Linked DNA regions of Homo sapiens: regions 1, 2, 4 and 5 are each linked to region 3. A link is a contact called in ENCODE Hi-C or POLR2A ChIA-PET data. All regions are on one chromosome and are shown on one strand. The core of a region is the stretch at or near the end of the contact, and the rest is flanking DNA. Distances in the headings are between cores, read along the strand shown. Region 1 holds the start of TUSC2 (tumor suppressor 2, mitochondrial calcium regulator). Region 2 holds the start of NAA80 (N-alpha-acetyltransferase 80, NatH catalytic subunit). Region 3 holds the start of TRAIP (TRAF interacting protein). Region 4 has its middle 14 kb from the start of BSN-DT. Region 5 holds the start of GNAI2 (G protein subunit alpha i2).

What was found. Hi-C counts contacts between places; a loop is a spot of excess contacts on that map. ChIA-PET counts read pairs that join two places held with the same protein, here RNA polymerase II (POLR2A). Pooled maps may share reads with other maps.
Region 1: a map with no recorded cell type shows a loop between it and region 3 (15-fold over the local background). The contact joins the promoter of TUSC2 here to the promoter of TRAIP in region 3. A Hi-C loop is called at or near these places in 1 of 37 single-sample maps with no recorded cell type and 6 of 50 pooled maps.
Region 2: a pooled map shows a loop between it and region 3 (9-fold over the local background). The contact joins the promoter of NAA80 here to the promoter of TRAIP in region 3. A Hi-C loop is called at or near these places in 2 of 37 single-sample maps with no recorded cell type and 9 of 50 pooled maps. POLR2A ChIA-PET finds 5 or more read pairs at or near these places in 3 of 52 experiments (A673, GM10248 and activated CD4-positive, alpha-beta T cell).
Region 4: a loop to region 3 is called in a map of dorsolateral prefrontal cortex, with 4 times the contacts of the local background. The contact joins the enhancer-like site here to the promoter of TRAIP in region 3. A Hi-C loop is called at or near these places in 3 of 168 maps with a recorded cell type or tissue (dorsolateral prefrontal cortex, ovary and sigmoid colon) and 20 of 50 pooled maps. POLR2A ChIA-PET finds 5 or more read pairs at or near these places in 1 of 52 experiments (CD4-positive, alpha-beta T cell).
Region 5: a map of B cell shows a loop between it and region 3 (22-fold over the local background). The contact joins the promoter of GNAI2 here to the promoter of TRAIP in region 3. A Hi-C loop is called at or near these places in 1 of 168 maps with a recorded cell type or tissue (B cell), 2 of 37 single-sample maps with no recorded cell type and 10 of 50 pooled maps. POLR2A ChIA-PET finds 5 or more read pairs at or near these places in 3 of 52 experiments (B cell, H1 and activated B cell).

Annotation. Positions count from the first base shown.
Region 1 is chr3:50,323,975-50,329,626 of GRCh38, forward strand. It overlaps TUSC2 (tumor suppressor 2, mitochondrial calcium regulator), which reads right to left and starts at 4,249. Exons shown (of 3, transcript NM_007275.3): 1 at 3,980-4,249; 2 at 2,383-2,503; 3 at 935-2,212. The coding sequence starts at 4,125. The coding sequence ends at 2,147. RefSeq lists enhancers at 1-465, 4,384-4,493 and a silencer at 674-863.
Region 2 is chr3:50,297,124-50,302,251 of GRCh38, forward strand. NAA80 (N-alpha-acetyltransferase 80, NatH catalytic subunit) reads right to left here and starts at 2,282. Exons shown (of 2, transcript NM_001200016.2): 1 at 2,090-2,282; 2 at 1-549. The coding sequence starts at 340. It overlaps HYAL3 (hyaluronidase 3), which reads right to left and starts at 2,282. Exons shown (of 4, transcript NM_003549.4): 1 at 2,090-2,282. HYAL1 (hyaluronidase 1) reads right to left here. Exons shown (of 4, transcript NM_033159.4): 2 at 4,934-5,128; 3 at 3,865-3,954; 4 at 2,770-3,677. The coding sequence ends at 3,360. RefSeq lists an enhancer at 1,876-2,015.
Region 3 is chr3:49,853,250-49,858,661 of GRCh38, forward strand. TRAIP (TRAF interacting protein) reads right to left here and starts at 3,315. Exons shown (of 15, transcript NM_005879.3): 1 at 3,107-3,315. The coding sequence starts at 3,204. CAMKV (CaM kinase like vesicle associated) reads right to left here. Exons shown (of 11, transcript NM_024046.5): 11 at 4,740-5,412.
Region 4 is chr3:49,537,874-49,543,589 of GRCh38, forward strand. No RefSeq gene overlaps it. Among named protein-coding and RNA genes, the nearest start is that of BSN-DT, 14 kb to the right of the region's middle. RefSeq lists a silencer at 2,090-2,319. Within about 2 kb of position 1,983, at least 24 of the 41 ENCODE cell types and tissues checked have a DNase peak (open chromatin) inside an H3K27ac peak, as active enhancers do; they include dorsolateral prefrontal cortex and ovary, where a contact is called at or near this core.
Region 5 is chr3:50,233,494-50,238,568 of GRCh38, forward strand. GNAI2 (G protein subunit alpha i2) reads left to right here and starts at 2,711. Exons shown (of 9, transcript NM_002070.4): 1 at 2,711-2,960. The coding sequence starts at 2,843. RefSeq lists enhancers at 1,368-1,978, 1,979-2,589, 4,444-4,523, 5,032-5,075 and a silencer at 2,459-2,918.

The DNA.
Region 1 (5,652 bases), core at 2,999-5,498, 470 kb after region 3:
GGCCTTGAACAGCCAGTAGAGGGGGACCATGGAGGATGACAGGGCCTCATGTTTGGCATCTTATGGGGGTATGGGGAGGCACCCCACAGAACTGCAAGTCCAGGCTGGATATGGTGATCCTGCCCTAGCCTTGACAAGTTCAAACCTCCGAAAGACTGGCAGACCAGCTCCCTACACTCAGAAGCCTGTCCCTGAAATCTCCCCTCTTTAACTGGGAGTTGGACTGATAGTCAAAGCCTAAGCCTAGTAGAGAATCTGCCTTATAGCAGCCCCTGAGAAGTGCAGGCAGAATGACCACAGTGGGCAGGCTGCAGGTGATGAGAAGATGGGGGCAACAGACAGCAGGGGCAATACTAGTGGGCCGAGCCTTGCTTGCTGAAACAGCAGCCTGAGCTCATTCTCCCATGGTGTCCGCAGGCAGGCCTCAGAGGAGGCACATGAGTTTGGGTTGCTGAGCCTGGCAGTAGGCCAAAGGCGTGGGGACACCTATCTGGCTGCTGTCCATTAAAGCTGGGCCTTTGAGGTCCATGGGGGTCAGGCCATGACCCCACTTAGGATCAGCTGGCGATGCTACAGCTAAGACAGATATTCCAGAACTATCTTGGGTCACACTCTCTCACCTTAGATCAGGCAGGTGGGGCCAATCCTTAGTGAAGTATCCCAGGGCCTTCTGATTCCAAGGGTCACCACCACATGGATCACAACAGATAAATGAGTGCCCTCCCACCCTGCAGGGGGCCTGCAGTGAGGTCTGTGTGAACACACAGCCACCTGCTGGCCACAGTTGGGATGGCCACAGGCTGGGCTCAGACTTACTCTTGGGCTTTGCTGGTCATAGGGGGCCTGCCAGAGTCCTGTGCCAGGCCTACCTATTGAACCCAGGTGGTAGTCTAGACACTGGGTGTCAGAGCCCCCACAGGATGCCACTCTCATGTGCAGGATCTACAAATCATTTTATTGAAATTGAACAAATAACACAACAGTCTTCCTAAGCTAGGGGCCATCCTCCCCAAGCCATTTCCCACATTATAGAAGCACAGAGCTTGCACAGTACTTAAAAAAAAAGTCACCTCTATATAGAAATCAGACTCTGCCACGACATCATCATGGACTATTTACAAACCTTCACATTATAAGTATTCCTTTTATGGTTTTTCCCTCCTTTCTTTCCCTACCCAGGGGTTCTAGTGCTTTCCCTTGACTGATCCTGAAGGGGTGGGGGTTACTGTAAGGGAGGGGGTGGTAGGCTACTCATAACTACTGGCACCAGCCTTAGGGTGTTGTCCCTTACCACAAGGTGGTGAACAGTCCCCTCCCAATTGGAGGGGTGGAGGATTTGGTGCAAAGCCATGGAGATTAGACAGAATAGGTGGGTTGGAGTAACTCCCCATAGGCACAAGCATCCGCAGCCTGTCCTGACCCCAGCCTGCACTCTCTCAACTCCTCAACTGGGGGTTCGGGGTTGGGGGGCAACAGTTAGTTGCAGTAGGGGGATCAGCCCAGCCCTGGGTAGAGGGAGAAGCCCCCACCCAGTCCCCACTCCTATCAATAGCCAGCAAACTGTCCATCCATCTGAAGGCGGGAACAAATGGCAGGTAGGTCGGAAGAATCAGGCTGGCACTGCCCCCAGCCTCTGTCCAACACAGGAGGAATCGAGGTAGCAAACGGCTGAAATGCTCTGACTAGGGGTTAAAAGGGAAGTGAAGGAAAGGAAGTTCCTACTTGTATACAGTGCCCACAGCCTAGGGGCTGGAAGAAAGCATACCTTGCTTGTAAAGTGCTGTAGCCTCTAGCAGGGCTAGGCCCCAGGCAAACTTGGAAGAAAGCAGACCAGGCAAGGAACCAGGTAACGGGCATTCCTGACTGGTATATGCCCTGCTGTGCTGCTTGCAGGGGTGGCTTGGGAGAGTGGGGTGCTAACTCTGCCATTAGCCTTCACCACCCACCAACCACCTCTTGTCCACACACAAACCAACACCCAACCAATACTGTGGGACCGACCCGCTCACAGCTGAAGGTTATGGGCCAACAGAGTTTATTCAGGGTTGTGGCCCCAGCCTGGGCTCCTCAATGGAAGCCACACCTTGATTGAGCCTGGGAGTTTCTTGCCGGGGCAGGGGGTGCTTCTGTCTGCCACCTCCCAGGGTCACACCTCATAGAGGATCACAGGGAAATCCACGTGGATGCGGGGGTGATCCAGCTTCACGATGCCCTGCCATGGAAACAGAGGCTAGTAAGGGTCAGCTCAGGGCCTCTACTTCAGGAAGCTTCCTTGTTCCTCCCAGATCCCCCCGCAAAAGCCCCCACCATGACAACAGATCCCATCTGGGTCCACCTCCACACGCTTAGTGTAGGCTCTGTGACCGCTGCCCAGCCCCTCACCTGAGGAATCAGATTCTTATGCACTCGCCTCAGCTTGGCCCGCTTCTGCCCGTTCTTGGTGACGATTGTCTCCTCATAGAACTCGTGAGCCAGATCCCCATCCTCATCATAGAACATAGAGCTGTGTAGAGGGAGAAGGAAACAGGCTGGGCTGGAGCCCCACACCTGGGCATGGCAAATGTCACAGGTCACGGGGAAGTCTGTGGTCTTCCCAACCCCAAGTGGGAAGAAAAGAGGATAATATGCCTGGAGAATCCTTTTTTTAAAAAAAATTTTTCGAGACAGAATCTCACTCTGTTGCCCAGGCTGGAGGTGCAGTGGCGCGATCTCAGCTTGCTGCAACCTCTGCCTCCTGGGTTCAAGCAATTCTCCTGCCTCAGCCTCCCAAGTAGCTGGGACTACAGACATGCACCACCACACCCTGCTAATTTTTTGTATTTTAGTAGAGACGGGGTTTTGCCATGTTGCTCTGGCTGGTCTCGAACTCCTGAACTCAGGCAATCCACTCGTCTTCATCTCCCAAAGTGTTAGGATTACAGGCGTGAGCCACGGTGCCTGGCCTGCCTGGAGAATCCTTTGCCTGGGGTTTGGGGTCTACTAGAAGAAAGTGGGAAGTGAGGTGATGGGTGGGCAGTGCTACTATGTCAGACCCCCAAGAAGAGAGCCCACACCAGAGCACACCATCCAGGCAGCCACCAAGGCCAGTTCTCATCCTTGATTTGTTCAGCAAGGGCAGCCATTCTAATATCAGGACTTTGCCTTCACCCAGGACTTCTAGAGTGGGCAGGGTGGTGGCCTGGGCATGTTGGTCTCACTCCAGAAGATGCTGCTGGCCCAGTGTCAAAGACTGAAATAGCAGAAGCCTAAGCTAGGAAGAAGCACAAAGGAATGAAGGCTGCGTCTCCCCTGACCCCACACCCCAGGTGGCTGGTGAATTGCCACTGTTGGGTCTTCCTGGTGTCTACAGCCAAATCTCTAGCACAGGGAGCGCCCATCTCCAGGAGCCCACTAGAGCCAAGCCAATCTGGTACTCTTGTGCGGGCCTCTGGGAGACTGGGCTGGGGGTTGGGTGGGTAGGTCAGCGCTCTGGATCTGGAGAACATAACTGGGTGAGGGTCTTTTTTCCTCAGCCTCACCCCCAATACTGAGGCCTATCCCTGCTTTCCCAGCCACTACGCTCAAAGGTTCAGCCCCACTACTGTCAGGAAAAGCAGCCTAAACAGAGGGTTATTATCCCCTTGGAATAACTGGGGGGGAAAGGGAGGCTAGGACCCTTCAGTATGCAGGCTGAGCCGGAAGGGATGAAAGGAAGAGATCTTATGGAGGTCTTATGGAGGCCCTAGCTTAGCTTTACCGTGCGGAAGGTCCGACCAGTGACAAGCCTCAGGCCCACTCTTCCCTAGGGAGACTTTCAGAGTGGCCAGGCCGCCAGGAGACCACTGCCCGGCTTTCTCCACCCCCAGCTCCAATGAGGCTCAAAATATGGGGGTCGTCCTGGCTTGGCTGTAGTGGGGTACAGCGGTGGAAGTTCCCCCGTGGCGCGGGACGCCTGGCCGCCCGCCTGTTCCCCCCGCCAGGGTGGAACCCATGCCCTTACCCGCGGCGCGTGAATACGAAGGGGGGCACAGCTCGGCCCCGAGGCCGCACCAAAGCTTGCTCAGCTCCTGCTGCCTCTGAGCCGCCGCCTCCGGCCGCCGAGGCGAAGGGCCACAGGCCCCGAGCTTTGGACCCGCTGGCGCCCATGTCAGGGCCGCCGGCGCATGGCGGGCCCCGTGGCCGCTCTGCTCACACCGCAGTCCGCACTACCATAACCTGCCCCAGCCGCTGATCGCAGGTGCCGCCGCCGCCGCCTTCCGCAGGCTCGGCTGTCTCCACGGAAACCTCACTTCCGCTTCCGCACGCTGCCACCTCTGATTGGCTGTTGCTCAAGTCGTGGGGGCGGGACCAATGGGCGCCCTTAGATGCTGGGCATCCCAGCATGCGTTGCGAGATCCCAGGTCCCAGCAAGCGCGATCTGACCAGCTGGGACAGCTCCCACCGAGGAAAGTGGTGGCCGTGAGTCCTCCCGGTCTTTTGGGTGTATTTGGCGGCTCTGACGTCCCCCAACACCTGAGTTCAGGCCTAGCAGGACTTCGCAAGCACCAATCCTCAAACCTGCACTTCAGGGCCTAAGGCCAGACCGCCGGGTGCCCATCTGGCTTCTATTTTCACAGCTGTATTTTTGCGATTGCCACGCTTATGTGAACTAACCAAGTTGAAAGAAAATTAAGGAACTGGCCAGATTCACATAGTTACATTCAGTTCTGAAGAACTTCGAATTCAGTGTTTTCAAACCCAGCAGAGTCCATGCTTAATGAAAGCAAGAATTGTTAACAGCTATACCCTCGGTATCACGAGCAGTGTCTGGTCCACGGTGGCAGCTCTGTATTTGGTGAAGGAGTTATGCCACACCTTCTCCCAGAGCGTGGTGTGTGTGTGTTGAAGGGATGGTTTTGTTTTTTTTTTTTTTTGAGATGGAGTTTCACTCTTGTCGCCCAGGATAATGTGCAGTGGCACGATCTCGGCTCACTGCAGCCTCTGCCTCCAGGGTTCAAGCGATTCTCCTGCCTCAGCCTCCCGAGTACTTGGGATTACAGGCATCTGCCACCATGCCGGCTAATTTTTTTGTATTTCTAGTAGAGACGGGGTTTCACCATGTTGGTCAGGCAGTCTTGAACTCCGGACCTCAGGTGATCCACCCGCCTTGGCCTCCCAAAGTGCTGGGATTACAGGCCTGAGCCACTGCGCCCGGCCGTTTTTTTTTTTTTTGAGTTGGAGTCTTGCTCTATCGGAGTGCAGTGGTGTGATCTCCACTCACTGCAACCTCTGCCTGCCGGGTTCAAGCGATTCTCCTGCCTCAGCCTTCTGAGTAGCTGGGACTACAAGCGCCCACCACCACGCCCAGCTAAATTTTTTTTGTATTTTTGGTAGAGATGGGGTTTCGCCATGCTGGCCAGGCTGGCCTCGAACTCCTGGCCTCAAGTGATCTGCCCACCTAGCCCAACCAAAGTGTTGGGATTACAGGTGTGAGCCACTATGCCCAGCCAGTTTCCCTAAGTTCTAACTGCAGTCCATTTTTGTCTCCACCACAACCTGAGCCCCAGGGAGCTGAGTGATGACCAAGTATGTATGCATACTACATCTTCACAAATTGGTCCATGGTGACTTTGCAAGACACCTGGGAGCCTGTCCATCACCCTTGGCAACTTCTGGCACCATGAGGGGCAACTG
Region 2 (5,128 bases), core at 1,032-3,531, 440 kb after region 3:
GTGTGGGGTGGGGGCTTAGCAGCATCAGGCAGAGGGGGAAGGCATCTGAGGACTGGCCCAGGGAGTGCAGGCGGGAGGTGCGGCTGCGGGGCCACTGATCATTGATGAGGTCAGCACAAGCATCCAGGAGCTCGGGTCGGCGGTGCACAGGCTCCAGGGTCAACTCAGCCAGGCTAGGAGCTGGGGTCTCCTCTGGCTGGTGTTCAGGATCCAGGGTAAGCTCAGTTGGACCAGGATTGAAGGTCATCTCTGGTTGGCATGTGGAATCCAGGGGCAGCTTTGGCTGGCACGCAGGATCCAGAGTCAGCTCAGCTGGGCTGGTACTCAGGATCAGCTCCATCCGGTGTGTAGGGTCTAGTGTAGGGGTCAGCTTGGCTGGGCCAGGGCTCAGAGTCAGCTCTTGCCTATGCACAGGATCCAGGTTCAGCTGAGTCAGGCTGGGAGCCAAGGTCACCTGCTGCTAGGTTGCAGGTGGCTCAGTGCCAGGCTGGAGGTTAAGACCCCAGTCTCCAGGCAGTAGCATCTCTTCAGACCACAGTGGCTCTCCTCCTGTAGATAACAGCCATGCTGGGCTGTGCCAGGAGGGAGGGTGGGGTTGGAGCAGGGAAGGGCTGACAGAGTGCAGGGGGGACCATGCATACTGGAACTGGGGAGTGGTGGGCTGCACTTTGTCCCACACTCACCTGATAGCACAGGTGACCTGGAAGAGACCCATCCCCTATAGAGCAGGGCAGATAGATCCAGGTGTCTACCCCACATTGGAGGGAGGCTGGGAGTGATGGATGAGCTGCTTAAGGCTGGGGCAGAACCTAGGAGTCCTGGCCCCAGCCTGCTCTGGCTACAAATTTGTCCTCCTCAGGACCTCCCCTCACAGGGGGTCTGTAACCACCAGGTCTATAAAACAGCCGACCCAATCTACTTGCTGGCCTTCTGTCTTCCAGTAGTCCTCCTAGTCCACCACTAGGGCATGGGATAGAAGATGCAAAGCAGACACTATACCCCCTGCTCAAACCTACCCAAGGTTCCCTCCATAGGAAAAACTGCCCGGGAGTCTTCCTGTCCCTTTCTTCTCCCTATGTTCCGAGTCTCCTCCAGCTCCCAGCCTTTTCAACTACCTGGGCTATGCCCACTGCCTTAGTGGATCCTGGGGCCCCACTCATGCACCCATCAGGCTGAGCTTTGGCCTGTCTTGACTGCCTTCCCCACCTGGAGCCCATGGCCCCCTTCCCAACTCTGCCCATCTCAGGACACTTTGGATATAGACCCAACTGTCTCCTCAGATGGGGCCCCAGCAGCACCAGCACTGGGCCTGGCCCACAGTCACACAGCAGTATTGCCTCTGCAGGCTTGGTTCCCCACTGGCTTGAGTTTCGCAGGCACCCTAGATAAGGACCACAGCTTCCTTCCTATATCCACAGGGTGTCCAACGGTCACCAGGTTGGGGGCCCAGACCTCCTGTGCCCAAACCCTACTGTTTTCCCATCTTAACCAAGGTCCTGCCGTCCGGCAGGTCTATGCTGGGGGTTTTCTAGTCGTGGGCGGGCAGCTGAGCCCCCTCCTTCTACTCACCTGCTCCAGAGGGGGCCTCCTGGCTCCCCTTACCTCTCCTGAGCTTGAGGCCAATTAAACACTGGTCAGTAACAGGCACCCCCCTCCCCTCACCTCCCACACCATTCACAGGGCTGTAAGCCCCTCACCTGCATCAGCCACCTCTGCAGCAGCCGCACCCTTTGGTCTAGAGGGAGGAAGCCCCAGGATCCGCCCCTAGGGCTGAGCCCGGGGCTTCCCCGCGGCCTTAACCCCTTCAGTGCCGACCCCACCCACTGTGGGCGGGGCTCCGGGGTCCTCAGAGAGTGGCTTCTCCGTCTCTCCCGGGCCTCGGTTTCCCCCTCCCTCCTAGTGGGTCACAGGCTGTGGAGCTTTTGGGAATGAGGACTTCGAGAGCTCGACTCTGTGGGCAGGTGTGGCTCGGCATGGTCTGGAAACGAACGACTGACGCGGGGAGGGCGTGCAGGGTGGCATGGCCACTTGGGGACCGCACGCGCGGGGTGGACCTACAGGCAGCAAATGGGAAGGGTGCGGTACTGACATGTTGATGCTGGCCTCTGGGATGTTCCGCGTCCTAGCTCCGCACAGCTGGGTATCTCACTCAGTCGCCACCTCGGACTCCTCGGTCCGACAACGTTGGCCCCCAGCGGTGCGGCGGATGTTCTGCAGCCGTCGCGTCCTGCGGCACGCCACGGCGTTCTAAGGCCTCCCAGCACCCGCGCGTCGCCGCTTAGAACCCGCCCCTGGTTTGCGCGTCACAACACCCGCCAGGCGCCGACTCAGTCTCTACCCTGGCTCCGCCCCTGCTGAGCCCCACCCCATCTCCATTTGAGTCCGCCTCCTCCCCACCCGGCCCCATACAGGCCCCTCCTCCTTCTCCTTGCGTCACAGCTTAGGTCCCGCCTCGATTTGGCTTCTTCCAGGCCCTGCCCCAGCCCAGCACGTCACTTCAGCCAGGCGCAGGCCCCGCCTCCAGCTGGCTCTGCCTCCGCCAGCCCCGCCCCAGGCTCTGACAAGTCTAGCTTCGGTTCCCGCCGGCCTCCTGCCCCAGGACAGCTTGGAAACGGTCCGATCAGGTGGGGCTTCCTCTTGAAATTTGGGCCCCACCCTGGGAAGCAGCCGCCCTTAGACTGACGTCAGATCTGGTGAGAGTGACAAGCCTTTCCTGTGCCCTTTGGATACCGGGGCCTGGACATTTTAGGCGCTCAGTAAACAGCTAAGTAAATCATGACTGCTTTATTTGCTGGACTGGTGCCTCTCAGCAGATTCAGGGGTCGTGCAGGGCTGGTTACCACAAACTCAGTAGGAGTGCAAGGGCTGTACCCCCGGAGCTAGACAGCCTGGGTTTGAATCTCAACTTCTCCCTTTTCTTGCTGTGCAACCTTGGGCAACGTGCTTACTCTCAATGTGAGTGACTCAGTTTCCTCATAGCCTCATTGTGAGGAATGAATAAGTCCACATAAAACGCTTAGCACGGGGATTGGCAAAGAGTAGGCACTCAGTGAATGTCAGCCTTTGTGATTGCTGCAGTTCAAAGACTGGCTCAGTGTCTCTGGAGGAATTGTCTATGACCTTGCCAAGTAGATGCATATGGACATGGAATGAATGGTGTCTGCTGTGGTTCTAACTCCTTATGCCACTATTCCAGTCTGTAAGTATGCATGTGTGTGCAGGGAATATGCCTGTGACAGTGGCTGAGTGTACTCTTTACTGTGACCATGACTTGTATGACTGTGCATGTATTTGAGGAAGCCCTGGCCAGACCCAGAGTGCATTAGGTTCTCAATATGTGCAACTCAGTGTGTGGCCAATCACCACATGCTCTTCCGCTCACACCACGGTGCCTGCCAGCCAGGGTAGCATCGACATTTGAACTCCACAGCCATCTGTGCCTGATCTTCAAGTGAGAGGGCACCCCGCAGGCTCAGGGGCCCACCACCAGGCGTGAGCTGGATGGAGAAACTGGCAGGGTTAAGGAGGAGGAGGGCTTTGGGGTGGCTGGTGCGGCGGACACAGCGGCCATGGCCGGAGCACAGGGCTTGACTGCAGAGAAGGGCCCCACTGGTCACGTTCAGGATGAAGGGCCCCAGTGTAGTGTCCATATACTCCTTGATGGCCTGACATGATTCCTAGGTGGGAAGGGAGGATAGCGTCAGGGACACCATGGCCATGTATGGACCCACCCAGGGCACTGAGGCACTCACCTGCTGGTCAGCCAGGACTTTGCAGGTAGAAAGGGTAAGTCAGGGTCTACCCCGTCAGCTTAATGGCCCCACCCCTCCCCCACCCCCACCCTCATGCCAGGCCTAAGCTCACCTTGGTTCTTGTATTTTCCCAGCTCACCCAGAGCACCACTCCAGCTGCCCCCTGGGCCGCACTCTCCCCCAGGCTGTGCTCCAGCTCATCCTGGGAAGGAGACAGCACAGCTCTGTGGGGCCTCCTTCCCACCATGTGGCAGACTGCTGGAACACCATTAGATGGGACAAATAATTCATAACCTTCACCTGGGGCTGCTCTGGCCATGGGACCAGAGGCAAACTGCTTCCTCCTCTAGCCTATGAATTCCATGCAGACAGGGACTACATCATTCCAATAAATGTTGAATTGCCTGTGCCTGGCACAGAACTTGGCACCAAGTGCACACTCAATGGATGTGCCCATGCGCCAGGCGCGGTGGCTCATACCTGTAATCCCAGCACTTTGGGAGGCTGAGGTGGGAGGATCACCTGAAGTCAGGAGTTCGAGACCAGCCTGGCCAACATGGTGAAACCCCATTTCTACTAAAAATACAAAAATTAGCCAGACATGTTGATGGCATGCCTGTAATCCCAACTACTTGGGAGGCTGAGGCAGGAGAATCACTTGAATCCGGAAGGTGGAGGGTGCAGGAGCTGAGATCTTGCCCCTGCACTCCAGCCTGGGTGACAGAGCAAGACTCCGTCTCAAAAAAAAAAAAAAAAAAAGGATGAATGAATGGATGAAAATGTCCCAAGGTTGGGGGCCGGGCGCGGTGGCTCACGCCTGTAATCCCAGCACTTTGGGAGGCCGAGGCGGATGGATCACGAGGTCAGGAGATTGAGACCATCCTGGCTAACACAGTGAAACCCTGACTCTACTAAAAAATACAAAAAATTAGCTGGGTGTGGTGGCGGGCGCCTGTATCCCAGCTACTCGGAGGCTGAGGCAGGAGAATGGCATGAACCCGGGAGGCAGAGCTTGCAGTGAGCCAAGATCGTGCCACTGCACTCCAGCCTGGGTGACAGAGTGAGACTCTGTCTCAAAAAAAAAAAAACGAAGAAAATGTCCCAAAGCTAAAGTACCCCAAGGCTGGACCTAATATCTGACAAGGCAGGTTGACAAGGTGGGCAGGTTACAGAAGACTCACCAGGGGCAGAAAGTGGTTTGTCGTGTCATAGAAGATCTGGACATAGGGCAGCACCGGCAGATTGGGGTCACCAGCAGCCACAGCCACACGGAATGCCTCGGCCACACGGTGTTGCACATACATCTGTGACTTCCCTGTGCCCTCCAGCACTGCGGGCATGTAGATGCTGGGATAGAGGGCACGGCTCTGGCCCCA
Region 3 (5,412 bases), core at 2,065-4,564:
TATGCTTAAAGGAGTAACTGATAAACTAAAATCTGACTTCAATAGCTACAACGGAAGCTAGAAGTTGGATAAGGGCCGAGTGTGGTGGCTCACACCTGTATTCCCAGCACTTTGGAAGGCCAAGGCAGGAGGATTGCTTTAGGCCAGGAGTTTGAGACCAGCCTGGCTAACATAGCGAGACCTTGTCTCTAAAAACAATAATAAAATAAAATAAAATAAAACAGATGAAAAAAGATATACCATGCAGTCACCAAAAGACAGCTGAAGTGGCTATACTAATAGCAGATAAAATGGACTTTAAATTAGACAAGATAGGCCAGGCACGGTAGCTCACGCCTGTAATCCCAGCACTTTGGGAGGCCGAGGTGGGCGGATCACGAGGTCAGGAGTTTGAGACCAGTCTGGCCAACATAGTGAAACTCTGCCTCTACTAAAAATACAAAAAAAATTAGCCAGGCACAGTGGTGTGTGCCTGTAATCCCAGCTACTCGGGAGGCTGAGGTAGGAGAATCACGTGAACCCAAGAGGCAGAGGTTGCAGTGAGCCAAGATTGCGCCACTGCACTCCAGTCTGGGCCACAGAACGAGACTCCATCTCAAAAAAAAAATTAGGCAAGACAGACTTTGAATTAAAGTTACAAGAGACAAAGAAGGACAAAGAAGAACATTTAAAAAAAGTTCAATCCTGCAAGAAGAAACAATTATAAACTCCAGCCTGGGCGACACAGCACGATCCTGTTTCAAAAAAAAAAAAAAATTATTCCAAACAAAAACTTTACTTAAAAACATACAATTGGCCGGTCGTGGTGGCTCATGCCTGTAAACCCCAGCACTTTGGCAGGCCAAGGAGGGTGGATCACTTGAGTACAGGAGTTTCAAACCAGCCTGGGCAGCATGGCGAAATCCTGTCTCTACAAAAAACAAAAATTAGCTGGGCATGGTGACATGCACCTGTAGTCCCAGCTAGTTGTGAGGCTGAGGCAGGAGGATCGCTTGAGTCCAGGAGGTCAAGGCTGCAGTGAGCAGAGATTGTACCACTGCAGACCAGCTTGGGCAAGAGAGCAGGACTCTGTCTCAAAAATAACACCAACGAAAAAAATACCACACATACACACAATTAAAATATTCAACAATAACGTAGAAGTGGGAAAAGAATGTTAGTATTCTAAGCTCTTTGAGTTGCCTGGGAAAATGAGAAAGGTGTTGATTAACCTTGAAATTGGTAAGTTAAGGATACATACCTTAATTTCTAGGATAACCACTTATAAATGGAAATGGGGTATATAACGACCCAACTAACTGAGGGAAAAATGGAGAAATACAGAATATTTAACCAATTCCTACCAAGGCAAGAAAGGAGACAATAAGATATAATAGGCAAGGCAAAACAGAATCGACTAAAGACAATATGTTTACTCTTTATTTAATCAGTAATTGCAACAATTTTAAGTAGACTAAATGGTCCAGTTAAATACAAAGATTATCAGACTGGATTTTTAAAAGTCCAACTAAATGTTGTTTTCCAAGGCTGGGTGCGGTGGTTCACACCTGTAATCCTAGCACTTTGGGAGGCAGAGGTGGGTGGATTACTTGAGTCCAGGGGTTCAAGACCAGCCTGGGCAACATAGCAAGACCCCATCTCTACTAAAAATACAAAAAAAAAAAAATAGTCAAGCATGGTGGCAGGCGCCTGTAGTCCCAGCTACTTGGGAGGCTAAGATGGGAGAATCACCTTAGCCCAGGAGGTAGAGGCTGCAGTGAGCCGAGATGGCACCACTGCACTGCAGCCTGTGTAACAGAGTGAGACCCTGTCTCAAAATAAAATAAAATAAAGATCTTTGCAGTAAGCTAAAGTACTTTTTAATATACAAAAAAAGAAATAAATGCTGTTTCAAGGGATACATGTAAAACACAAGGACACAGAAAAGTTTAAAGTAAAAGGATAGGCCCTAGCACTTTGAGAGGCCAAGGTGGGTGGATCACCTGAAGTCAGGAGTTCGAGACCAGCCTGGCCAACATGGAGAAACCCTGTCTATGAAAAACACAAAAATTAGCTGGGCGTGGTGGCGCACGCCTGTAATGTCAGCTACTTGGGAGGCTGAGGAAGGAGAATCACTTGAACTCAGGAGGTGGAGGTTGCAGTGAGCCGAGATCACGCCACTGCACTCCAGCCTACACGACAGGAGCGAGACTCCATCTCAAAAATAAAATAAAATAAAAATAAATAAATAAAGTAAAAGGATAGAAGAAAATAGAGTAGGCAAACAGAAAATAGAGTACGCTTAGAGGCGAGCTTAATTTCTAGTCTAACCAAACAGCAGTGGCTCCCTCAGCATGGGGCTCAGGCTGTCAGCAACACAGGCCTAAACAAAGCTTTGCAAGTAAGCCAGCAGCCATCAGTGTCATGCCTGCCTTTCTGCTTCCTAGGGCCTTTAGCCCCACAAGACCCTGTGATTATTATCACCCACCATTCCCAGGGGTAACGCTGCCTTATCTCTTTTGCTAGGAGGTCCAAACCGGCCTGTCCACATCTGCTAGGGGAATCTTTCCCCACTAGCTGTACACTCAACAGAATGGCCCTACACGGTCAGCAGGACCCCTGGATAGGGGAGCATCTCCTTGCCTTCCCCATGTTAAACGGGTTTGCTGACATGGCGAATACATTGGGGTGTCTGGACAGTGAGATGACTCTGGGTAGAATAATTCCAAACCATCAAGTAAGGCACAGCAAACTCTCTTGGGTAGCCAGAAGCCTAGCAGGTTTCTATCTGGAAGAAATAAAAGGACTTGTTGATGTGGTGAAAGCTCACCCTTGCCCAGGCTAACGGTTTTGAAATCACATCTGTTTGTATAGGTGATCAAGGAAGCATCTATCTTCACTGAGCCATCTTAGTCCCCCTCAGGCTTAGCTCAGCTATCACCTCTACCAGAAAGCCTGTCCTGACCCACTTCTGCCCAGGTTGGGAAGCTCCCGTGGGGCCTCGTCTAGGAGGAAGGTTCTCATCACTTGTCTGGATTCCGGGGTTGGACCGCCTGGAGGCCCAACACCTCAAGGCCCTGAAGCGGTACCCGGGCAAACACCGGGCCCCAACACTGCAGTCACTCACCACTGCAAGTGGAAGGTGTGGCCGCAGTGGATGGCGGCCACGTCGCGGGAGTGATCGAAGAAGTCGGAGCAGATAGTGCACAGAGCACGGATAGGCATGATGGCTGGACTCAAGGGGCCCAGGCAGCCAAAGAAACTGCTACAGGTCCGGCTTCGTAGACGCGCCCCCGCGCCTCCGCTTGCTTCAAATTTGGCTCCGCAGCACGACTTCCTGGAGCGGGCCGGAAGTGACAACACAAAACTTTGGGCGGAGCGTGAATACTTCGCCTGGATTGGACAAATTCTCGGATGGGCGGAACTATGGGCGGGGCTTAGCGGCCCCGAGGCCGTAGAGAATCCTGGGCGGAGCGCGGTCGCTCTCAGGCGTCCTCTGGGGAGACTCGACCTGCCACTTGAGAGCGCAGCATTATATCAAGGCGGGGAGCAGCGAGGCTGCCAGCTGGACCCTTTTCCAGGGCAAGGCAGCGCATTGTGGTCCCATGCCAGAGCTGGCGCGAGGCAGGCTGGGCCAAGGCAGAGAAAACCGCAGCCGCAAGGGAATAGAACAATGGTCCCGATGGGTCCCTTGGGCTCTGGACAGTGATGGACCATGCGCTATGGTCTGTAGTTCCCATAGACCACAATACCCTACCCTCTCAGTCCTCAGTTCCGGGCGATTCTAGAAAGATGGACACATAGGCCCCAGTCCCTCAGGTCACCCCAGGCCAACCTTGGCTTCATCCAAGTAAGATATGACTATCCTTGAGTTTGGAGACACTAGGGCCAGTACCCTGACTTTAGCTCTTAGCTCTCAGGAGGATCAGTTATGCTTGAGACTGTAGTAGGGTTGGAATTTTGGAGGCCCAGATGCTTCAAAGACTAGAGACTAACAAATCCTTTTTATTATTCCCACATCAGAGAAGTTATCTTTGAGGAGGTTATCTTTGAGGTCCTCCCAGAGAGCAGCATCCCTGGTGAGTTCACCCAGGCCCACCTGGGCTGGAGTAAGTCAACTTTTGGGTTTTTAGGCTTAGTATCTGTGGCAGTGTTACTCCCTCTACCCAGAAGAAACCCTGTGCATAGTCCCATAATATAAAGCTGATCTGCTCCAGCTGAAATAGACCCAGAGTGAGATTTCATTTGGGGCATAGGTGGAAAGCACAGGTGTTCACAGAAAGAAGGAATCAACACAGAGCAGCATAGAATCTTTGTGCATTGCTCACCCTACACCCTCTCCCTAGCTCAGGGAAGCTATCTTTGGCTATGAGCAGGGTCTGTCCTTGCGGTGGCTGGCCCAGGTAGATTCCAGCTCTATGCCTAAATCAAGAGTAAGGCTCCTCGGTCAACAGGAGTCAAAAACAGCAGCCCTTACTTGAGCTCTCAGCCCAGGGAGTATTCCTTGGTCCAAATGCAGCCCAAGACCCACTACTCACATGGATTTCTAGAGTTCAGAGGACCCCCACCACCACCACCATTGAGGAATACACTGTGGTGAGGATGATCTTCACCCTCAGCCCAAGAAATCCACAGGGCACTGTTCACTACTACTCCCAGCCACTACTTGTGAACCTGCTCCCAGCCTCTCCCTTCCCCACTGCCTTCCAGGGGCTCCTCCCCAGTAGGACAGAGGAAGCAAAGGCGAGAGGGTGGCCAGAGGCTTTGCAGGGTGATGTTTATTTGCCAGGTTCAGTAGGCACACAGTTAACCCACCGACCTTCACACACCAGAGCAGACCCACAGGCATGCAGGGAGAAGGGCAGGACCACCACGGAGTGCCGAGCAAGGGCGAGGACCAATGTGGCTGCCTATCCAGGCTGTGGTAGGGTCTGACAAAGGGCACCTGTCAGGAGCCTCCCTCAGGAAACTGGGGAGTTTAACCCTACTTCCTCATCCCAGAAAAAGCAACTCAATGTGGCTCTGAGGCACCTGGGCCTCTGATAGAAGTGAGCTGTAGAAAGAGGGAGTTCCTCTTCATTTCATTGTTGAACTGAGCAGAAAATCTGCCCCTGTAAAGGGCAAACCTCCAAATCAGATTATGAGTTATTGCCATGCAGCAAGCCCCCTAGGGTGGAGAGGACTTGTGGGCTGAGATTGTAGGAGGTGGGCATCTAGGAAGAGCAAGGAGGTATCAGCCCTCCCTGTTTGGCCCAGGGTAAGGACCCAGTAAGGCTGGGACACTGGGTGCTGGGCTTGTACTCTGCCCTGCCAGGTCTCATTGCCACGTCCTAATTGTTCCTCCTTTCCCTTAGAGGCTCATGAGGTTCAGGGTACAGGGCAGCCCACTGCAGGACTCGGAAAGGCAGGAAATAACACAAATAACAGGGTCTT
Region 4 (5,716 bases), core at 733-3,232, 320 kb before region 3:
TGGCTAATTTTTTGTATTTTAGTAGAGATGGGGTTTCACCATGTGACCCAGGCTGGTCTCGAACTCCTGAGCTCAGGCAGTCCACCCACCTCAGCCTCCCAAAGTCCTAGGATTATAGGCATGAGCCACTGCACTCGGCCTATTTCTTTTTTTCTTTTTTTCTTTTTTTTTTGAAAGTCTTGCTCTATGGCCCAGGCTAGAGTGCAGTGTTGTGATTTTGGCTCACTGCAACCTCTGCCTCCGGGGTTAAGGCGATTCTCATGTCTCAGCCTCCCAAGTAGCTAGGACTACAGGCACGTGCTACCACACCCAGCTAATTTTTGTATTTTTTTTAGTAGAGATGGGGTTTCGCCATCTTGGCTAGGCTGGTTTCGAACTCCTGACCTCAAGTAAGTGATCCTCCCGCCTTGGCCTCCCAAAGCGCTGGGATTTCCTTTTTTTTTTTTTTTTTGAGACGGAGTCTCGCTCTGTCACCCAGGCTGGAGTGCAGTGGTGCCATCTTGGCTCACTGCAACCTCCGCCTCCCAGGTTCAAGCGATTCACCTGCCTCAGCCTCCCAAGTAGCTGGGACTACAGGTGTGTGCCACCACGCCTGGCTCATTTTTTGTATTATTATTATTATTATTATTATTATTATTATTTTGAGATGGAGTCTTGCTCTGTCACCCAGACTGGTGCAGTGGCCCAATCTCAGCTCACTGCAAGCTCCACCTCCTGGGTTCATGCCATTCTCCTGTCTCAGCCTCCCGAGTAGCTGGGACTACAGGTGCCCGCCACCACGCCCGGCTAATTTTTTTGTATTTTTAGTAGAGACGGGGTTTCACCGTTTTAGCCAGGATGGTCTCGATCTCCTGACCTTGTGATCCGCCTGCCTTGGCCTCCCAAAGTGCTGGGATTACAGGCGTGAGCCACCGCGCCTGGCCTGGGATTTCAATATCTTAAAAATCCAAATCCATTGGTGACTCTTTCCCTGTTTTGCTCACCTTCCTCACAACTACCTTGAGGCAAAGTCACTGAGGCCCAGAGAGGGCAAGGGAGTTATTGGTCTGGGTCTTGTGGCTAGTGTGAGGCGTGTTCAGTTCTAAATATGACCCAAACACTTTAGGTTTTATTATTATTATTATTATTATTATTATTATTATTATTATTATTACTACTACTACTATTATTATTTTGAGACAGCGTCTTGCTCTGTCGGCCAGGCTGGAGTGCAGTGGCACCATCTCGGCTCACTGCAACCTCCACTTCCCGGATTCAAGCGATCCTCCTGCCTCAACCTCTGGAGTAGCTGGGATTACAGGCATCCGCCACCACGGCCGGCTAATTTTTGTATTTTTAGTAGAGACAAGGTTTCACCATGTTGGCCAGGCTGGTGTTGAACTCCTGACCTCAGGTGATCCACTCACCTCGGCCTCCCAAAGTGCTGGGATTACAGGCGTGAGCTACCGTGCCCGGCCAGGTTTAATTCTGATGATGAAATTCTGTTCCTGTTGTAGAGCAGCAAAGAATTATTTGAAGCACCTATGGAGAAATGCTGGGTACCATTTCCCTGTGGGGACCCTAGAAGATCTAGAGGAGGTTCGGCAAGAGGTTCAAAGTGGGGGCTCCCATCAGCTGGAGTTCGGGTGCTCCTGCAGGAGGGGCCCTCCTAAGGACAGCCTAGGGCATGGGCAGCATGAAGACCGGGTTGCTGGGGCCCTGGTTAGCCCCACTACCCCCAGTTTTGGTGGCGATTATCCTAGAGTCTCAGTTCGGGTCAGACGAATTGTTCTGTCCATGTCCCTGTGAAGGCTCCGTGTGGCGAGACGCAGGGCCTTGGGCAGGTTCGGGCTGGGGATAGGGAGAGCTCCCAACCTTGGTAGTGGCTCCAGATGCCCCCCAGGTGAGCCCAGCAGAGTGGACTGCCAGGAGCAGCTCTGGGCCGAAGAGGGAGACAGTGTCCGCGGCCTCCCAGGAGGTGGCGCCAGAGGATTAAGTCGCCAGCGGTGGGCGGGGCTGAAGAGTCGGGCTGTGGGCGGGGCTAATAACGCCGCCAGCTCCCGGAAAGCGCTAGCCTCCGGAGGCCGGCCGTGGGTCGAGCTGAGGCCGCTCGGGAGCGGACGAAAATCTCCGGCAGCGCGGGGCCGAGCGGGGCTGTGGGCAGGGCTAAGGCCGTGGGGCCGGCGGGCGGGCGGGGCGAAGCCCGCGAGTAGCCCAACCGCGGGGAGCCAGTCCGAGCGCGGCCGCTAGCTGGTGGTGTAACTAGACTTGTCTTCTCTCCACCACTGCCGCACAGTCCCTGAGGGCATCGGGGCGAGTGTAGCTGCAACTGGGGAGCCTGTGATTCGCCAGTGCCCTTCTCCCTAGGCAAGGGAAGCGAGCAGGCAATAAGAGGGGCGAGTCTGGGGCCCAGGCTTCCGCTACCGAGACCCCAGTCAGCAAACCTTTAATTCAGAGGTGGGGAACCAATAAGGAGCCCTCCTGTGCGTACTCCCTCGCCTTAGCGTTTGCCTGCCTCCAGGCCCCGTGCCCCGCGGAGCCAGCGCGGGACCTGCACACGGTATAGATAGAGCTCAGCGCTTGCAGGGCCTCTCTGTCTCTCCTTCCTCCAGCCAGAGAGCTCCTGAGGGCACCGCCTAAAGGGGGTAGCCTGATAGGGTACTGTGAGATCTGGGAGGGTACTGGATGGAGATGAGGTGCCTCCACTTGTGTGATTGGGTCCCCCTGCTTGGCACTAGAAGCAGACGTGGGATGAGGCTGCTGGCGACTTACTCTTTCCCTGAGTGGGGGTACCCTGAAACCCCAGGAAACACCTTTCCCAAAGCAGTCTTCACAGCTCTAGGCATGCATTGGAACAGCAGGGACATCCAGTTGGGAGCTGGCCAGGGCCAGGGCTGAGGGTGCTGTTGTCTTCTGTCCGCATGGTGTCGCATCCTTAGGCTATAGAGGGCAAAACCAAGTTTGGAGCCTGCCAAAATGGTCCAGAGCTCACGCCAGACCAGCTCCCTTTCTAGGGAATTGGAGCCAGTAGTCTAGGATCACTTCCCACTTCCGTTGCAAAAGGTCTTGAGAGAGGCCGGGCCTAGCGGCTCACGCCTGTAATCCCAGCACTTTGGGAGGCCAAGGCGGGTGGATCACCTGAGGTTAGGAGTTCAAGACCAGCCTGGCCAACATGGTGAAACCCCGTCTCTACTAAAAATGCAAAAACTAGCCAGGTGTGGTGGTGCACACCTGTAGTCCCAGCTACTCGAGAGGCTGGGGCAGAAGAACCGCTTGAACCCGGGAGGTGGAGGTTGCAGTGAGCCGAGATCTCGCCACTGCATTCTAGCCTGGGCGAAACTCTGTCATACAAAAACAAAAACAAAAACAACAAAATCAACGTTCAGTTGGGACTTACTGACATTATAAAACCTAAACAGTTAATTTTCTTCTGCACCGTGGCCTGGCCACAGTACAAACTGGATAATGTCAGTTACTGAGTTACTGGCCGGAAAGTGGCACTTTCAAGCCCCAACTTCAATGCAATCGTTTTTTTTTTTTCTTTTTTTTTTTTTTGAGGCGGAGTCTCGCTCTGTCATCCAGGCTGGAGTGCAGTGGTACAATCTCAGCTCACTGCAACCTCTGCCTTCCAGGGTCAAGAGATTCTTTTGCCTCAGTCTCCCTAGTAGCTGGGATTACAGGTGTGTACCACCACACCCAGCTAGTTTTTTGTATTTTTAGTAGAGATGGGGTTTCGCCATGTTGGCCAGGCTGGTCTCAAACTCCTGACCTCAGGTGATCTGCCCGCCTTGGCCTCCCAAAGTGTTGAGATTACAGGCGTGAGCCACAATGCCCAGCCCAAACAATCTTTTTTTTTTTTTGAGATGGAGTATCGCTCTGTCACCAGGCTGGAGTGCACTCCACAATCTCGGCTCACTGCAACCTCTGCCTCCCAGGTTCAAGCGATTCTCCTGCCTCAGCCTCCCGAGTAGCTGGGGCTACAGGCACGTGCCACCACGCCCAGCTAATTTTTGTATTTTTAGTAGAGAAGGGGATTCACCGTGTTTGCCAGGATGGTCTTGATCTCTTGACTTCATGATCTGCCCACTTCGGCCTCCCAAAGTGCTGGGATTACAGGCATGAGCCACCGCGCTCGGCCCAGCCCGAGCAATCTTAACAATTTCTTACAACAAAATGGCAACTGGTCCGAGGTCCCTTATATCCAAGATTTCATGTATTTACACTCAAAACTTTCCCTCTATCAGTCTTGCTCCCCTCATCAAGTTTTATTGCTAAACGAAAACTCCCAGTCCCCTTTTCACCCCTCCCCTTCAGCCCCTGAAAGGAATTTCAACCCTGCTGAGGAATGTCCACCATATCTCCAGCCCCAGGCTCCCCAAGAGCCGCCAGCACCATTGCCATCTCTCTCATTCCCCTATCCACCTGTCACTCATTCAAAAAACAATCAGGGCTGGGTGCGGTGGCTCATGCCTATAATCCCTGCACTTTGGGAGGCCAAGGCGGGCAGATCACCTGAGGTCAGGAGTTCAAGACCAGCCTGACCAACATGGAGAAACCCCGTCTCTACTAAAAATACAAAATTAGCTGGGCATGGTGGCACATGCCTGTAATCCAAGCAACTTGGGAGGTTGAGGCAGGAGAATCTCTTGAACCCAGGAGGCGGAGGTTGCGGTGAGCCGAGATTGCACCATTGCACTCCAGCCTGAGCAACAAGAGTGAAACTCCATCTCAAAAAAAAAAAAAAAAAAAAAAAAAATCAGACCCCGGCCACCCTTCCCCTTTGCAAAGTAGCTGGGGCAGAAGGCATAGTCAGGGTTCATGTTCCCTTTTCAATCTCAGACATGTCGGAGGTTGAGAGGCTCCTTGGCTCCTTTTCCACTGGCCCATCCCACTTCCAGAAGGAATTTCTTTATATTACTCAGTCACATAACCTTACTTGGCATGACATTTATGTTATCCTGTCAGCCACTCTCACCCTAGATGAGAAAGAGCATATTTGGCTAGCTGCTCAAGCCCATGCCGACACACTTCATCAGCAGGATACAGTCCATAATCCTGTTGCGGCCATTGCTGTTCCCCTAGCCGACCCCGAATGGACTTAACAACAGGGGGACCCTGGCACCCAATGCCGTAACCATATGGTCACTTGTCTCGTGGCTGGCATGGAAAAATGTGCCCATGCCGATAAGGTAGTAAATTATGAAAAAATTAGAGAAATAACCCAAGGCCCAAATGAAAATCCAGCTCTTTTCCTATCAAGGTTATTAGAGACTATGCTCAAATACACAAAACTAGACCCTGAATCACAAGAGGGTCAAACCTATCTTCACTTACATTGCATTTCACAATCAGCACCAGATATCAGGAAACAGCTGCAAAAACTAGAGGAGGGACCCCAAACCCCACAAAGGGACCTTTTAAATCTGTCCTTCAAGGTCTTCAACAACAGGGAGGAAGAACATAAAGTGCCAAAGGAGAAACAGGCTAAGATTAAATACCAGATGCTGGCCATTGCCCTCCAGAGAGGTTCCAAGGAGAAATCACCTTCTCAGGGCCCCGGCACCTGTTTTTGACGTGGCAATCCGGGACACTGGGCAAAGGCTTGCCCAAACCCATGGCCTCCAACAAAGCCTTGCCCTATATGTGGCAAATGGGGACACTGGAAAATGGACTGCTCTCAACAAGAATGCCCTTCCCATTCAACAGCATCCTCCAGTCAGTCCCCAAACCCACCACA
Region 5 (5,075 bases), core at 1,461-3,960, 380 kb after region 3:
GTCCCACCTTGGAAGCCAGTTTGTAGTCTGTGCGTGGACAGATTGTATTCTTGGCCATGTGTACCCATTTTTGTAGAGTGTGTTCTGTGGATCTGAGGCATGTTGGAGACTGACCTATGTGTGGGTGTCTACAGCATATCTGTGGCCCTGGTGGACATTATGTGTCCTCAACATGTTGCATGCCCATGGCAGGGCCTGCTTGAGCTTCAGAGCAGTGGTGGACATGGGACATCATATCCTATGTCTCAGGACAGGAGGGGGGCCTGAGGGAGTCATTGGAGGACTTCCAGGCCAATGACCCCTCAACAAGAGAGACATTCAGATAGGGATATGCAGACACTCCAGGGAGAACAGCCAGCCTGGGGATTGGGAGCTGGAACAAAATGTGTAACAAGGTTCTTTTTTTTTTTTTTTTTTTTTGAGACGGAGTCCTGCTCTGTTGCCCAGGGTAGAGTGCAGTGGTGTGATCTCAGCTCACTGCAATCTCCAGTTCCCAGGTTCAAGTGATTCTCCTGTTTCAGCCTCCTGAGTAACCAGGATTACAGGCACGTGCCACCACGCCCAGCTGATTTTTTTTTTTTTTTTTTTTTTGAGACGGAGTCTTGCTCTGTCACCCAGGGTGGAGTGCAGAGACAGAATCTCAGCTCACTGCAAGCTCCGCCTCCTGGGTTCACACCATTCTCCTGCCTCAGCCTCCTGAGTAGCTGGTACTACAGGCGCCCGCCACCACGCCGGCTAATTTTTTGTATTTTTAGTACAAAATACACCGTGTTAGCCAGGATGGTCTCCATCTCCTGACCTCGTGATCTGCCGCCTCGGCCTCCCAGTACTGGGATTACAGGCGTGAGCCACCGTGCCCGGTCTTTTTTTTTTTTTTTGAAATGGAGTTTCACTCTTGCCCAGGCTAGAGTGCAATGGCATGATCTCAGCTCACTGCAACCTCCGCCTCCTGGGTTCAAGTGATTCTCCTGCCTCAGTCTCCCAAGTAGCTGGGATTACATGTGCCCACCACCACACCCCGCTAATTTTTTGTATTTTAGTAGAGACAGGGTTTCTCCATGTTGGTCAGGCTGGTCTCGAACTCCTGACCTCAAGAGATCTGCCTGCTTCAGCCTCCCAGAGTTGCTGGGATTATAGGCATGAGCAACCATGCCCAGCCAAAATGTGTACCAAGGTTCTAAGGAAGGGGTTTATGCTAAACACCGGGCTGTTGGTGGCAAGCACCCTGTCTTGCTTCAGGGGCCTTCCCTTTGGGCTGGGGCCTCCTAGCCTCATGGCACTGGGGTCACACAAAATGCCTTCGTGGTTAATTTTTGGCAGACCCTTCAAATGTCCAATCGAGGGTGGGGCTCTGGGCTGCTCCTGGAGCACAGGATCAGAAAGACTTGAAATGTTCAGCTAGAAACACTGCTGCTTCCACCCCACCTTTGCCTGGCCATAGGGTTGCAGCCATTGCCCAGTGGGGACAGGCCACAGGAGGGTGGGATGTGGGATCATGGCCACCTCCAGACGTGGACAGGCCATGGAAGAGACAGGTCATAAGATCATGGCCACTTTTGTTTCTAGAAGTCCAGTGGCAACTTCTTCCTCTTTCTTCCCTCCCAACCCCCTCACCCTGCCTGCCCGCCCTCCTCTCTTCCTCCCTCTCCACCCTCTCATCCTCTCTCCCTTTCTCCCTTGGGTCCTGATTGCCTGGTCCCAGATTGGAGTCCAGGATGGCTGCCTGCCGAAGAATGCCTCCCGGTAGATTGGGGAAGGATGGATATGAGAAGCCACCCAGCTAAAGGAGACAGCCTAGGCAAAGGTGTAAAGATGGAAACCAATTTTTTTTTTTTTTTTTGAGACGGAGTCTTGCTCTGTCGCCCAAGCTGGAGTGCAATGAATGGCGCGATCTCGGCTCACTGCAACCTCCGCCACCCGGGTTGAAGCAGTTCTCCCGCCTCAGCCTCCTGAGCAGGTGGGATTACAGGCGCCCACGACCACGCCCGGGTAATTTTTGTATTTTTAGTAGAGATGGGGTTTCACCATGTTGGCCAGGCTGGTCTAGAACTCCTGACCTCAAGTGATCTGCCCGCCTCGGCCTCCTAAAGTGCTGGGATTACTGGCGTGAGCCACTGCGCCCGGCCTTTTTTTTTCCTTTTTCGACTAGCTGCAACCCAGAGGGAGAAGGCGGTAAACCCGCCTTAAGACTGAGAAAACCGCAGTCCAGAAAGGCTCCCGAGTTCGTAGATCCCAAAACAAGTTTACTGGACTCATTAACTTTAACAAATGACAAAGACACGCCTCCTCCACCTAACTCGCCCAACTCGCAGAAGCTCAGAGGGCTGGTTCCTGCTCTGCCCTCGAGGGCACCGGATCCCCACCCTCGGGTTAACAGATCCGCCCTCCCGGCTGTCCAGCAACAGAGCTCCCGGCGCTCCGCACCCAATCACAGCCCGGTCCCGCCTGCAGCCCGCCCAGTGCCGGGTCCCGGGGTTTGGAACCACCCCTATTGCCTTTTCTCCGCGTGGCCCCGCCTGCAGCCCAGGCCCGAGCCTGGGCTGCGCCTAACTTCCCCCTTCGCTCCGCCCTCGAGCCAATCAACAGCCTCTAATCTCCTCTGGCCCCGCCTGCAAGCCCGCCCCGGCCCAGTCACAGGCTTGGTTCGCCCAGGCCCCACCCCCGGCCCGCCCCGCCGTCGGTGCGCGGCGGTAGGGAAGGCGCCTCCCGCAGTCGCTCGGAACTGCCGACCCGAGTGCTTCCCGCAGAGGGCTGGTGGTGGGAGCGGAGTGGGTCGGGCGGGGCCGAGCCGGGCCGTGGGCCGTGTGGGGGCCGGGCGGCGGCCGGGCCGGCGGACGGCGGGATGGGCTGCACCGTGAGCGCCGAGGACAAGGCGGCGGCCGAGCGCTCTAAGATGATCGACAAGAACCTGCGGGAGGACGGAGAGAAGGCGGCGCGGGAGGTGAAGTTGCTGCTGTTGGGTGAGGCCGCGTCCCGCACTGGGATCCTTGATTCCCAGCTCGAATCCCCAGACAAGGACTTTGACCTCCCAGACTAGGGCTTCAAACTCCCAGACCCGGGCTGTCTGGGACCCCACACCTGGGCCAGGACCAGGGTTGAAAACTCTAGATTGGACTAGACCTTTGATCCTGCCCAGACTCTAGACCAGACCCCTGTCTCATCCCAGACCCCAGACCTCCAAATCCAGTCAACAGTGCCCCAACACCCGCGGTCCAGTGCCCTGCTTGGCCATCCCCCCTTGCTAACTAGCTTCACAGAACTTCAGAGCCCCGCCATCCTTCCCTACACTTTGCCCAAACCCCCAGGATGCCCGCCACTTGTTCCCCAACCCTCAGGCTCCGCTTGTTTTCCTCACCTGCGCCTTTTATTCCTATTGGGCATGAGCATCCCGCGGGGCCCCTGCCAGGCCCCCCACCCACTCCCTCCTTCTCCTTCTGTGCCCCATCCCTAGTCTGGAATCTGTATCCTCCACCTGTGCACTCTGACCCAAGGAACCTCTCGAGTGGGAAACTGCTCTTGAGCCCCATCTCCAGCTGGAACCCCTTCAGCGAGCCCTGCTCCCTGCTTCCTGCCCTCCAGATCCTTCTCTGCAGGCATCACTCCCGAAACCCTCTGCTGATCCTCCCCTAAGTCCTCTTACACTCTGGCCTTCCCCAGATCCCTCCACCCTTCCTGCACCAAGTGGGCTGGGCTAGGAGGCGGGAGCCCTGGGTTGGAGAGGGCCTAGGCTGCCTTATGCAGAACCCCCACGGGGCTGGATTGAGGCTCCACTGGTCACGCTGGGGGAGGGGGCCAGGCCTCAGGCTTCCCAAGGAGGCTCTATGTTTTCCAGTTTCGAAGGCCAGTCTGGGAAGTAGGAGAGAGAGTGGAGGAGTTAGGGTTGTGGCCGCCTCCAAGGCCAGAAAAGATGGTGGCTGCTAGAGGAGTGGGGGGAAGTGGAAGTGGTGAGACAGCCGACATATTGCTGCCCCTGCGGGTGAGCCCAGGAGATCTGCTAGTAGGTGCTGGGCTGCCCACACCCCTTCTGGGCTGCAAGGCCTGGGATGTAGCCTCTGAGAGTTGGGGGGCTTGTTGGATCTTGGGACCCTGTGAAGGGGGATGGTGGACTAGCTGAATGAGGAGTTGAGGGGCCAGCTGGGGGTGGGCCAGGGTGCCTCTGAGCATCCCAGCTGGCCTTTTGCAAAGACGGTGGGCCTACTGGCTGTCCCCATCCAGCTTCCCACTGGAAGTAGGTGTGGTGCCCAGTGGCAGTCTAATTTTGATTTGGGGGTTTTAGAGTTGGGGGGAGGGAGGCCCTTGCAACAGCGCAGCACCGTTGTAGGCTGAGAAGTGCATGGGGGGGTGTGGCCCCTCGACTTCAGAACTGTCATAGGGCTCCCAGGCTGTGAAAAGCAGGGCTTTTCGTGCTGGACCTGTGGCCGAGGAACAGCATGTATGTCCATTATGGGCCATCTGTTGACTGTCCCTGCGGACCCGGCCTCCGGGGCACAGCCTTGGAGGTTTCAAAATGGCATCCGCTTCGCTGCTGCCTCAGGGAGGAAGAGAAGGGGCGGGAAGGGGCGGCGGCCCAGCCTCCTGGGCTGCTTTGCGTTGGGCGCTTGCCTCTTCCTGTCTCTGCTGTGAGTGCGGCAGCGGCAGTGAGTGGGTGTCGACGCGGCGGAATGCCCGTCGCTGCTGCTGCTGCTGCCCGACGGGCCTGGGGAGGGCACTTCCGGTACCGCTGCCTCCCAGTGCCCAGCCAGGAGTCTCTAGACAGCCTCTCCCCAGGCGATTGCAGTTACTGTGGTGGCCGAGGAAATGCAAGACTGGACCATAGAGCTGGGGGAACGCAGGGCTTCTGGCTAGTTTTGTGTCCCGACACCAGAAGGGTCCCCCATCCCACCAGGCCTGCTCCTTGGAGCCCAGCTCACCTTTTGGGCTAAGGCAAGTGAGACCTGGTAACTCCTCCCACACTGGGCTGGCAGCAGCCAGGGGTGCAGGGTCTGGCTTAGCACTTTCTAGCCTGGGAAGTTCACCCTGGGGTCCTGGCCTTCTGGCCTTTGCTTACTCTGTGAAATGGGCTTCCTGGGTTTTGG